Linked DNA regions of Mus musculus: region 2 is linked to region 1. A link is a loop called in an ENCODE intact Hi-C map of the cell type or tissue named here. Cell type or tissue: left cerebral cortex. All regions are shown on one strand. Each heading gives the region's core, and the rest is flanking DNA. Links, peaks and the distances in the headings are about the cores only.

What was found. Peaks named below come from ENCODE experiments on the same cell type or tissue, not always from the same donor. Only the 100,000 strongest peaks of a DNase experiment are listed, where the experiment ranks them.
Region 2: it touches region 1 in a loop (6-fold over the local background); 2 of 42 quality-filtered maps call a loop at or near these places.

The regions. Positions count from the first base shown.
Region 1 is chr5:151,073,172-151,078,555 of GRCm38, reverse strand. It overlaps Stard13 (StAR-related lipid transfer (START) domain containing 13), which reads left to right. Exons shown (of 14, transcript NM_146258.2): 4 at 5,192-5,255. Among named protein-coding and RNA genes, the nearest start is that of Stard13, 110 kb to the left of the region's middle. In left cerebral cortex, for the core only: a CTCF peak has its summit at 3,116 (motif pointing left); a DNase peak (open chromatin) is centred at 4,093; H3K27ac peaks cover 337 bases.
Region 2 is chr5:151,024,568-151,029,951 of GRCm38, reverse strand. No RefSeq gene overlaps it. Among named protein-coding and RNA genes, the nearest start is that of Kl, 75 kb to the right of the region's middle. In left cerebral cortex, for the core only: no CTCF peak of the experiment used is centred there; a DNase peak (open chromatin) is centred at 2,571.

The DNA of each region.
Region 1 (5,384 bases), core at 79-5,078:
ACTATCTTTAAACTGGGCCATTTGCTTTCTTATTGTGGGTTTTAAGGTTATTTGAACACACTGTATAATTGATCAGATTCAGATAAACATTTCAGAAACGTTTTCTTCAGGTCTCCTTCCAGTCATCTCATCCTCTGTATGATCAGAACTTTTACATCTTGTCACTTGGATGCACCTTTGATGTTGAAAACAAAAAGTCATCACACACTCAAGGCCACTTAAATTTTGTCCTATTTTCATTTTGAAATCCTAGAGCTGCGCGTTTCTGTTTAGGGATGTGGTCTACTTGGAAGTCATCTGTATTAGGAGCAGAAAGTCTACCTGGATTGATTTTTTTTTTCATGTGACTATCTAGATGTTTCATGACCATTTGTTAAGAGATTACTTGTTATCTCTAACCTCAGCTTTGCTCCTTTGTACAGGTCAAGTGACTATATTTACTGGGCCTAGTTGGAGCCATGAACCCTGCCCCATTGATCCATTTGTCCACTTTCCCACTACTTATCCAACTTCATTGCTGTTTCTTCCTTATAAATCTTGACCTGGGGGGCCTGGAGGGAGGCTAATTCTCTATTTTCCCTCTCCTCTGTCCAGAATATGTTGGGACTCCTGTGTCTTTGGTTTGTCTGTACAACTATTTTTCTTTTAGATTATTTTATTTTGTGTGTTTGGATGTTTTTCCAGCATGCGTATCTATGAACCTTGTGTATGCCTGGTGCCTCTGAACTTCAGAGACCAGAGAACTGGAGTTTCTGCTGGTTGTGAGCTTCCATGCAGGTGCTGGAAACCAAACTTGGGTCCTCTGAAAGATCAACAAGTTCTCTTGACCACGGAGCAATCTTGTTAACTCCTATTATCAGTATTTTAAATTTGAGCCTCCTGGCATGCATGCAGTAGTAGTTCCTGATTTAAATTTGTATTTCTCCCATGACAAATAAATGTTGAACATATTTTTGTGTGCTTACAGCCATTTGTAGATTGTCTTTTAAAAGAATCTCCTCACAAAGTTAGACCATGTAAAAAAAAAATCAAGTTGTTTGACATCATCTGTTTAATAATTCTTTGTGTATTGATAGAGTGCTTTAGCAGATACTATGTATAGGGTTATACAAATAAGGTTTTCTGAATATTTTCTTCAAACAGAGAAGTAATTTTAACTGAAGGCATATTTTTGAGTTTAGGTGTGACTAAAAAAAACAAGCCTATGAAAATAAATCTGTCTTCCGGATTTCAAAACTAATAAAATGTCTCCATGTATCATGAATACATAAAGTATATTTAAGTAGAAGAATGAGCCTTTTGATGTTCCTGTGCCTGTAGTAAATCAAAAATCTTTTTCAAGAAATCAAATGGTTTGTTTGTGCCTCCAGCCACAATGGAGGAACACGTGTGCTAGATAAGTATATTGGATAAACAGTGTGCATCCTTCCCTAAACAAAAGAAGAGCTGCCAAAGGGACAGTAGGAACGCCTTTTAATTAACATACCACTCTTAGGTGGAGCTGTTAACATCTGTGGAACTGGCCAGAAAGACAATCCGCCAGTCACAGCAAATCCAAGAAGGTCCCAAAGCAGCTGTGGACTCTGATCAGCCTCTAAAACAGAACTGTTTACTTGTTTGACACCATCATGAGTGCACAGTCTGTCTGAAGCATCCCGTAGCATCTTAACATAGCCTCAACTTTGATGACATGAAATCTAGCTTCCGTCTGTCTGCCCTGTCAATGACTGAAATGAGAACTGTCTTATATCTATAAACAGATGTTGGGATTCATTGGGAATAGGACTCATCCTGGTGCTCTGCTGGAACTAGAGGCAGATATTGCTTGGTTTTCTGTGGGAGGTGAGAAGAGGATAAATTACAACCAAAGAGGCAAGACTTCAGGACTATCACAGACGTTTACTTGACCAGATTTAGTGAGCAATGGCTGCCAAGCCTGAGAGTCAGTCTCAGGTTGACTCTTTTCTAGTGTGGATGGCTGGCCTAGTGGTGGTGTTTAGTCAAGACAAGGCAGTTTTGAAAAAAGTGCAGGGTTCAGTTTTAGTATTTGGACCTGAAAAACCTAAAGGAGCCTGCACACTGTCAAGAGCAATGTGTGTTTGGAAATGTAACAACTCCAGGGCATTTCATGTCATTAAAGTCTAGTATACTTTGAGATGCTTCAGTACGATCATGTACAATAAAAACAGTAATCCTCAGGTTTGAATTCTAAATATGCATTTTAATGTGCTCTCTATAAAGACAGTATTTACATGCATTTGTATGCAAGAGGTCTGTGCTTCTCTGATAAGAAGGCAATGAGTGGATTCACAGTCTTCAATGCCAAAGATAATGTCAAGTTGTAATTGTTGCCCACTGCTGGAAATAGAGCTTTGCTTAAAACAAACTATATGATTTGATAATTAGGAAAACATTAATTAAAAAGAAAAACATACAAACAAAGAACCTGAAGGTCCATCAGCAAGCTATATTTTCCACAATATGAAAAACTACTCACCAAGTAATTGTAATAATTAGTTCTGTGCTTAACAACATAGATCTATCCTAAAACAAACAAACAAACAAATGTGCTGAACAGCAACAATAAGAATTCATACACTAAAAATCACATGCTGTTATGAAATATAAATTGTGGCATAATGTGGCAGGAGTAACAGAGTACCTGGTGGGACTCTGCCAAGGTATCCCCCTGAGAAATCATGCCATATGACAGACCTAGTATAAGGAAGAGAGCAGGAGTGGGGACCTGGAAAAGGGGTAGAGGCAAAGAAAAGGGGGAGACAGAGAAAGAGAGGCCAGCTGAGAACACATGGGAACAGAGAAAGAAAGAGAGTGTGGAGGAAGGGGGCCTGGGGTAGCAATCAGATCTCTTATACACTACTACACTGTGCAGGTAGTAATGGCAGTGGGTGATGACTATAACTGTTGCTAGGTAGCTGTTGGGTGAAGCCTAACAGAATTATCTGTAAGCCAACACAACTAGGTGCTGGTGAGGTGGCCCAGAAGTCTGAACCTTTTGCTCTTGCAGAGGACTCAGGTTTGGTTTCTAGCACCCATATGATAGCTCACAACTGACTCCAGTTCTAGGGGATCCAGTGCCCTCTTCAGGCCACTGCAGGCACTACATGCATGTGGTGCACATACACACTTGTAGACAAATACTCACTATATCTCTAGTCTGGGTAATTTCCCTCCCACAGGTGCAGCTAGCAGTGAGCTACTCTGTCAGAAACAGGACCCACATGACAGTCTGTCTACATTCTAAGTATCAGTATCTCCAGTTTTTTACTCCAGAACAGAAGACTCCTTCAGAGGAGTCTCAATTGTAAGAAACACAATCAGCTTACGATAAAACACAAAACAAGAGTGGTAAATCCAGACTGGACCTGAGAGACATCTGTCAGATAGACTGAAGGCCATCTGACGGGGTTTATATAATTGGAGATATTTGGTATAAACACAAGAGTACTAAGTAAAAATCTATATGGGTATTAGCTCTAGAGGCACTAAAAAGTTGAGAATGGAAAAAAATTAACTCAAGTATGATGCACACGGGACTAGAAATTTATGGTTGTAATAAACATGAAGGATGGATTTATCAATAATGTGTGATGCTGTAACACAACTGTATGTGGATCAGGCAAAGGGGGTAGGAATGGAGATTGGAAGAGAGTGAATCTTCAGCTTCCAAAGAACAAATTCAATGTGTAATCACCCAAATTGGAAGGTCATGAGGTAACAACTAAAAAGCCAAATGAGAGAGTTAAAGGAACTGCTAAAACATTGGCAAAGATAGAAGGCACCATACATGTAACTGAAGCCACATGCAGACTTAAAAAAAAAAAAAAAAAAAAAACAACCAAAAATAATAAAGGTGTTTGCCAAGAGATCACATGAAATAAGATGGCAGAACATATGAAAATTGAGGATGTTCTCAGCAAGTTAAGGCAGTAAAAGGAAGGGGAGATTGGGATGTAGTAAGCAGTGGATGAGAGGCAGGCTAGGAAGAGGAGGGTTGCTTGCTTGGTTAGTCAGAACTCAACAGAATGAGCCCAGAGAGGAAAGCTGTTGCGAGAATCCGATATATAAATAGCAAAGACTCAGATACCACAGTGGATGTTGTCATCAGAAACAAGAGTGAAGAGCTAGTCAGAAAAACAAAAGGGCTGTCTTTCCCTTGGAAAAACAAAAGCAGCCAGAGCAGTGGGTAAACAGGGAGACACAACTTGGGAGGGAGGAAAGGAACACCACAAGAACGCATGCCTGTTCCTCGCTGGTTTGATTGTCCTTCTCAGTGGCAGCTGTGGCAAAGTCATCAGGTGTGGGACTGAATCTCCGATGGTCTAGGTTTGAGAGCCACATGCAAGGCGGGAAGACAGCTCAGGAGCAATGTTAAGAGACCAGCTGAGAGTGAAAAGCAAATGTATTTATTAGTTGACACATGCTGCCTTGGCATGTAGACTGGGCAGTTTAACAGTCTGAAAGGCCGGAACCTTCAAGGTCATGGATTTTGGTTATTTGGTTATCTCCCTCCTGGCAGAGGAAGCCACCGTCTCCCCGTGTCCTTAAATGGGAGATGGGAGAACAAACCTGTATACCCTGGTGTCTCTTCCTACCCACACTGTAATTCCAGAGGATGGAGATTCCTCCTCATTTGGCTTTAGTGACATCCTTACTCCAACCTACCAGTTACACTGGGGCTGTGGCTTCAACATACAAGTCTATGAGAAGTCAGCATGAGTAATTTATCACTGAAGTGTAAATTGTGTTCCTATGTGTACTTACTGCTGCAGAGCAGGAGGGAAACTAAAAGAGGAAAACGTGGTTGAGGGGATCCATGCCATGATGTTCTGGACAGGAGTGGACAGCGGCAAGGAGCAAGGGGCTGGTGAAAAATAGTTCAAATGACCGCAACAGTTTCTAAGAGCAGTAGAATGGGAAACCAGAAATGGCCTGGGTTTAGACCAGGAAAGCGGTTGGGGATTAGTAGGCTCTCTCATCAAGAGGCTAGAGCACAAAGTGAAACTTTATTAAATCATTTTATAGAGCGCTTTCTAGGGATGTAGCAATGCAGCGCTGCCTTCCAATATAACTAGTGGATTCTTCACTTTTAGATTTGCCAGAAATAAAGGTTAGCAGGCTGGAAGATTTGGGTCCATTAGTAAATCATTGAATTTTCCTTTCTTTTTAGACGACTTAATACGTTGAACAAGTGTGCCTCAATGAGACTTGATGTGAACTTCCAAAGGAAAAAGGTGGGTGTGCCTTGTGGAGACCATGACCACACCAACAGAACAGTCTGTATTCAGAGACTGGGAAAACATGCAGGGCTGGAGAGCTGGCTCAGTAGTTAAGAGCCCTTGCTGTTCTTCCCGAATACAGGA
Region 2 (5,384 bases), core at 112-5,111, 49 kb after region 1:
GCTCGTCTGTATAATCACATGCCATTGCTTCCCTTCCTGGCCATGTGCTTAGCACTACAGTTGCAAGGACGCCATTCTGTCACTTCTCCGACTTCAAGCTGACACATCCAGCTTGGTGGTCACCGGTTCCTATGTATTCCATAAACTTCTGCTCTGTCATTTCTTCCATGACCTTTCCTGACCATTCCCTGTTACAAACACTTGTTAAGGTATCTACTTCTTTTTAAAAATCGCATTTATGTATTTATCTAGTTAAAGCTAGGGGTGTGTGTGTGTGAGTGAGTGTGTGTGTGTGTGTGTGTGTGTGTGTGTATGCTCCTTCAGTGCTATTCATTCATACACACAAACCCTCTATGGAGGTCAGAAGACAGTTCCTCCTCCACATGGATCTCAAGTGCTTTTACCCAATGAACCCTCTCACTGGTCCTTAAAAAGTCCCTTGATGGTATGAAACAGACATTTACTTCTGTGTCCATAACTCTCCCATTTGATACAAACTCCCAGGACTTGGACTGTGTTTTCCTTAACTTCTCCCCACTGTGTAGAGCACCTCCTTCTGATGTATCCCACATCTGTAAGTCAGTGACCATGCATAAAGATAACAGGGGTCATAAAGAGAAAGCTCTTATGCAGGGTGTCAGGTCCAAAGGAAACTCCATCTCCTCAAACTCAGAAGGCAGAAGAGACAAATGGCTACCTGGGGTGCCTATTAGCATACTAAAGCACTCTCTCTGGTCTCCAGGCTCCCATGGACCACAACCTGGAGGGAAGAATCCAGAAGGTCCCTGGCATTTCTATCATGTACATTTCTAACCACAGATACAACGTTGAGCGGATGCCAGATGATTATGGAGCCTCTCGTTTCTAATTCTCACTCCACAGACCCCACCTGCCATTCTTGGACCAGTGTGCGCTCGCTAGCGCTCTCTCTCTCTCTCTCTCTCTCTCTCTCTCATTTACCTCCTCTGTAACCATACAATGGAGAGACACATTATCAATTTATACACAGGGAAATAGCAGAAGTCTCCAGAACCAAGAAAATAACTGAGATTTTGCATTTTGACAATTTCAACATAACCCAGCAGTGCAAAGAATAGTGAATTGGCTGGTATTCAAAAAAAAAAAAAAAAAAGCTAACTTGTTTCTAAAATGTTTAAACATGAAACAGTTGTTTTCAACAAATAGAAACCTTAATTAATTCCTAAGTGAATAAGTTAGAAAATAGCCACAGAAAGTATTTGAGACAACAAACTTAGGTGTTCAGTGACCTTACAAAATTTGTCTGTAAATTTTTAGTTTATTTATTATTTACATTTTATTATCTTTATTTTATATTTATTTATACCATATTCTATATTATATTATTTCTATTACATACAGTATTATTTATTATATACTATATTATTTATATTATATCATGTGTTTATATTAATATTTATTATATAATGTTTATATTATAGTATTATTATTTAAAATTAATTATTTTCATTGCTGTGATAAAAACCATGACCAGCAGCGGTTTGCATAAGAAAGGGTGCTCTGACTCACACTTCCACATTGTAGTCTATCATCAAGGAAAGTCAGGGCATCAATCTAGATTCAGGGAATGAAACAGAAGCCAAGGAGAAGAAAGCACTGTTCACAGGCTTGCTCCTCCTGGCTTGCTCCTTATGGCATGCTCATGGGTGGCAATGCCCACAGTGGGCTGAGCCATCCCACATCAATCACTAATCAAGACAATGTCCCTGCCTGTTAGCATTTTGTCTAAACTCCTCCCCACAGTTACCTGGCAACAGCCAGGTAGGCCTGACCCCACTATAAAAGGAGCTGCTTGCTCCCTCCTCCCTCTTTTGCTCTCTTATTCTCTTGCTCTTCCTCTCTCTTCCCATTCCCTTCCCCCGACCCTCTCTCCACATGCTCATGGCCATGGCTGGCCTCTACTTCTCTACTCTCTGTCTCTCTGCCTTTCTCTGCCTCTACTGCCCTTATAATTCCCCTCCCTATGCTCTGAATAAACTCTATTCTATACTATACCATAGTGTGGCTGGTCCCTCAGGGGGAAGAGATGTCTTAGCATGGGCCTGCTGAGACATCACCTTCCCCCATACTTCACCACACATCCCATATTCTTTCTCTATCTTTTTATAAGCACATCACTACAGACTTGTCCATCTGAAGGAGGCATATTCTCAACGGAGTTTCCCTGTTGCCAGATGACCCTAGCTTATGGAAAGTTGAAAACAGTAAAGCATAAGATGGAATAAGATGAAATCTAACCAGCACACAGTCTAATGAGAAGATGGCCAAGAAGCAATAAAAGTAGTTAATGAGATTAAAAAAAAAAAAAAAAACAGAAGAAAGAAACAGACAGTGGGAAGTTTCGCAGTTACAGACAGACAAGCAGGAGAAGGCTGTGGCAGAGACCTCTTTGGCATCATGTCTGCTACCTCAGTCTTCATCCTTTATTATACTAGAATTGCTAATATGACACGAATAGGAGCTGCCATTTAATCTGTACACTGAGTACCCATGCCTTATGTGTATGGGGGCGGTGCAGCGGCTTAGGGAACCGGCTGCTCTGAAAACTGCCCTTGCCGATGCCAGATGGCTGCATTTTCCAGCCAATTAGAGAGCTGCCTAGGTCGTGCATATGTTAGGAGCCTGCCTGCCCCAGACCCTAACACTTAATTATTCTGCCTAATGACCAAGGAGCAATCTTTATTTCAGGAGCTAAAACCTCTCAGACCTCTGCAGATGCTTTGGGGGTTCAGACACATTTCCCACTGGTCAGCCTTGATGTTTTCATCTCTTACCTGAACCACTGACAACTTCTGCCTGAGGTAGTGCATGTTACTGGGGTTGCCTCTGGGGTTCCTATTCTCATTAATAAAATAGCTTAAGAATGGGTTCAGAAGTAAGCTCAAAACAATTTAATTAGAATGAAAGCAAAAACAAAAACACTCTAGTCAAGCTGCAAATCTTGGCATAGCCCGAAGAGATCTGGAGAGAGAGAGACAGAAAGACAGACAGACAGACAGAACATTTTGCTGAGTTAGTATTCAGACAGGCCCTAGCTCATCAGAAACATAGCAGTTCTGAAAGCAGCCCACTGAGGCCAAGCTTTCTGGAAAAGAAGGATACACTATCCATACAAAGGGATAATTATTCCTCCTACCATTTTAGCAAAGCCCAATTAAGGTGTATCCGCTTTTCCAAGCAACAGTTTAGACCAGGTAACTGGCTGGCCCAGCTGGATTAACTCTTCAGAGAGAAGACAATAATATGACAAGACTCAACCTGTTGGGACAAGGGAAGGGACAACACAAGGGACAGAATTAACATTTGCTCACAGAGAGCCCCTCTCCCCAAACCCGGCCTTAGGGGGCCTGCTCACAGCCTGCCCTGCCTTGCTCTGATGTCTTGCAATGTCAGTAGTTACCAGCAGTTGGAAGGAAGGGATCCTAAGGAACCCAAGGCCACAGTGGATCTCAGGCCCAAATTCACTCAGTCTTCAGAATATGATGAGGCCATGAGTGAAGCCCGAGAGACACCAGTTCACCTTTAAAGAAGACTGGGTTTCACCAATTTATCAGAGGGGTGTGGTTCACCTGATGGAGATAATCACACAATGAGCCTGCATTGACTCATTTCCCAGGTTATCTAAATCTGGGTTATCTCACAGGAAACAGCACCACACTGTTTCCTACAGGCATACAGAAGAGCCAGCCCCTGCATGGGCCCTGGGAAGCCGGCGGTACTCAGGGCCTGCCTGCCTACCTTCCCTCCCTCCCTAGGTTCTCCCAAGGCTGGACAGGTTTGTCTCAGGTGCCCTTGCTCTACTTTGCTCTCTGTTGCTACAATGAACACTGTTACCGAAAAGCAACTTAAGGAGAAAGGGGTGTCCACCATCAAGGGAAGCCAAGGCAGGAACTTGGAAGCAGAAAACATGGAGGGAGGAACTAGGCTTACTGGCTTGCTCAGACAGCCAAGGGCCACCTGCCCAGGGATAGGACCTTCCTCAGGGAACTGGGCCCTCCAAACATCAACTAGTAATCAAGAAAATGCCCCACAAATGTGCCCATGAGCCAATCTGAGAGAGGCTGCTCTTTCCTGGTTCCCAGGAGTGACAGGTGGATGACCAAGAGCAGCCATCAGTCCCTCTGCTGTGTGGTGCTTTTCCCGACCCTATATCAGCACCAATCAGCCCACCTGTGGAAGACCTGACTGAGCTGCTCCACCACATATTTGCATAACTAAGCCTTTTATCTCTTTGCCGGGAATCTGAAGCTTCATCTCCTGCTACTTGGATTTCTGGCATCTGCAGCTATTTTCAGGATGAAGAGAAACCTGAAATTATGCCACAGCATAAAAAGGCCTTAACCTGAAGAGCGACCTCACTTTGTCATCAATAATGTTTGGGATGGATAGGGCTGTTTCTGTACCCCTACTCTACCACACCCCACAACTCCTACTTTCCTGCGGGCCTGGAAGATGTACTTTTCTAGAACATTCCAGGACAAGAGAGTTTTGCCTTGATATCAGAACACTTGCTGGCAGCCTCCTCCCACATGACCCCTACTTCATTTATTAAGTTTGTCATCCCTATAAGGACCTGGTAGAAATAACCTATGGAGAGGGAGAATTTTTATTTTTGGTTCAAAAGTTTCAGCCATTCACCTCAGGGTGGAAGCAGAGCAGGAGGAAGAGGGCAGAATTAGAAGCAACTGAAGGGCACTCCCCAGCTTCCGCCATTTCAATGATTGTCTTAGTCAGGGTTTCTATTCCAATCATGACCAAGAAGCAAGTTGGGGAGGAAAGGGTTTATTCAGCTTACTCTTCCACATTGCTGTTCATCACCAAGGAAGTCAGGGCTGGAACTCAAGCAGGTCAGGAAGCAGGAGCTGATGCAGAAGCCACGGAGGGATGTTCTTTACTGGCTTGCTTCCCCTGGCTTGCTCAGCCTGCTCTCTTATATAACCCAGGACTACCAGCCCAGAGATGGTCCCACCCACAAGGGGCCTTTCCCACTTGATCACTAATTGAGAAAATGCCTTACAATTGGATATCATGGAGGCATTTCCTCAACTGAAGCTCCTTTCTCTGTGATAACTCCAGCTGTGTCAAGTTGACACAAAACTAGCCAGTACACTGATCCTCAACAGTCCACTCAAACATGGACTGTGAACTAAATTAAACTGTCCATGCATGAGGCCTGAGTCCTGGAAGCACACACAGGGACACCCAGAGGTGCCCTCAGTAATCTAGTAGGTATTTCTCAGTCCCGTCAAGGTGACAACTATGATTAACTACAAAAACAGCTCAAGGCTGCCAAATCTCACCTTTGCACTTAGGAGAACCCAGAAGCCTTTGATTGTGGGAAGTCC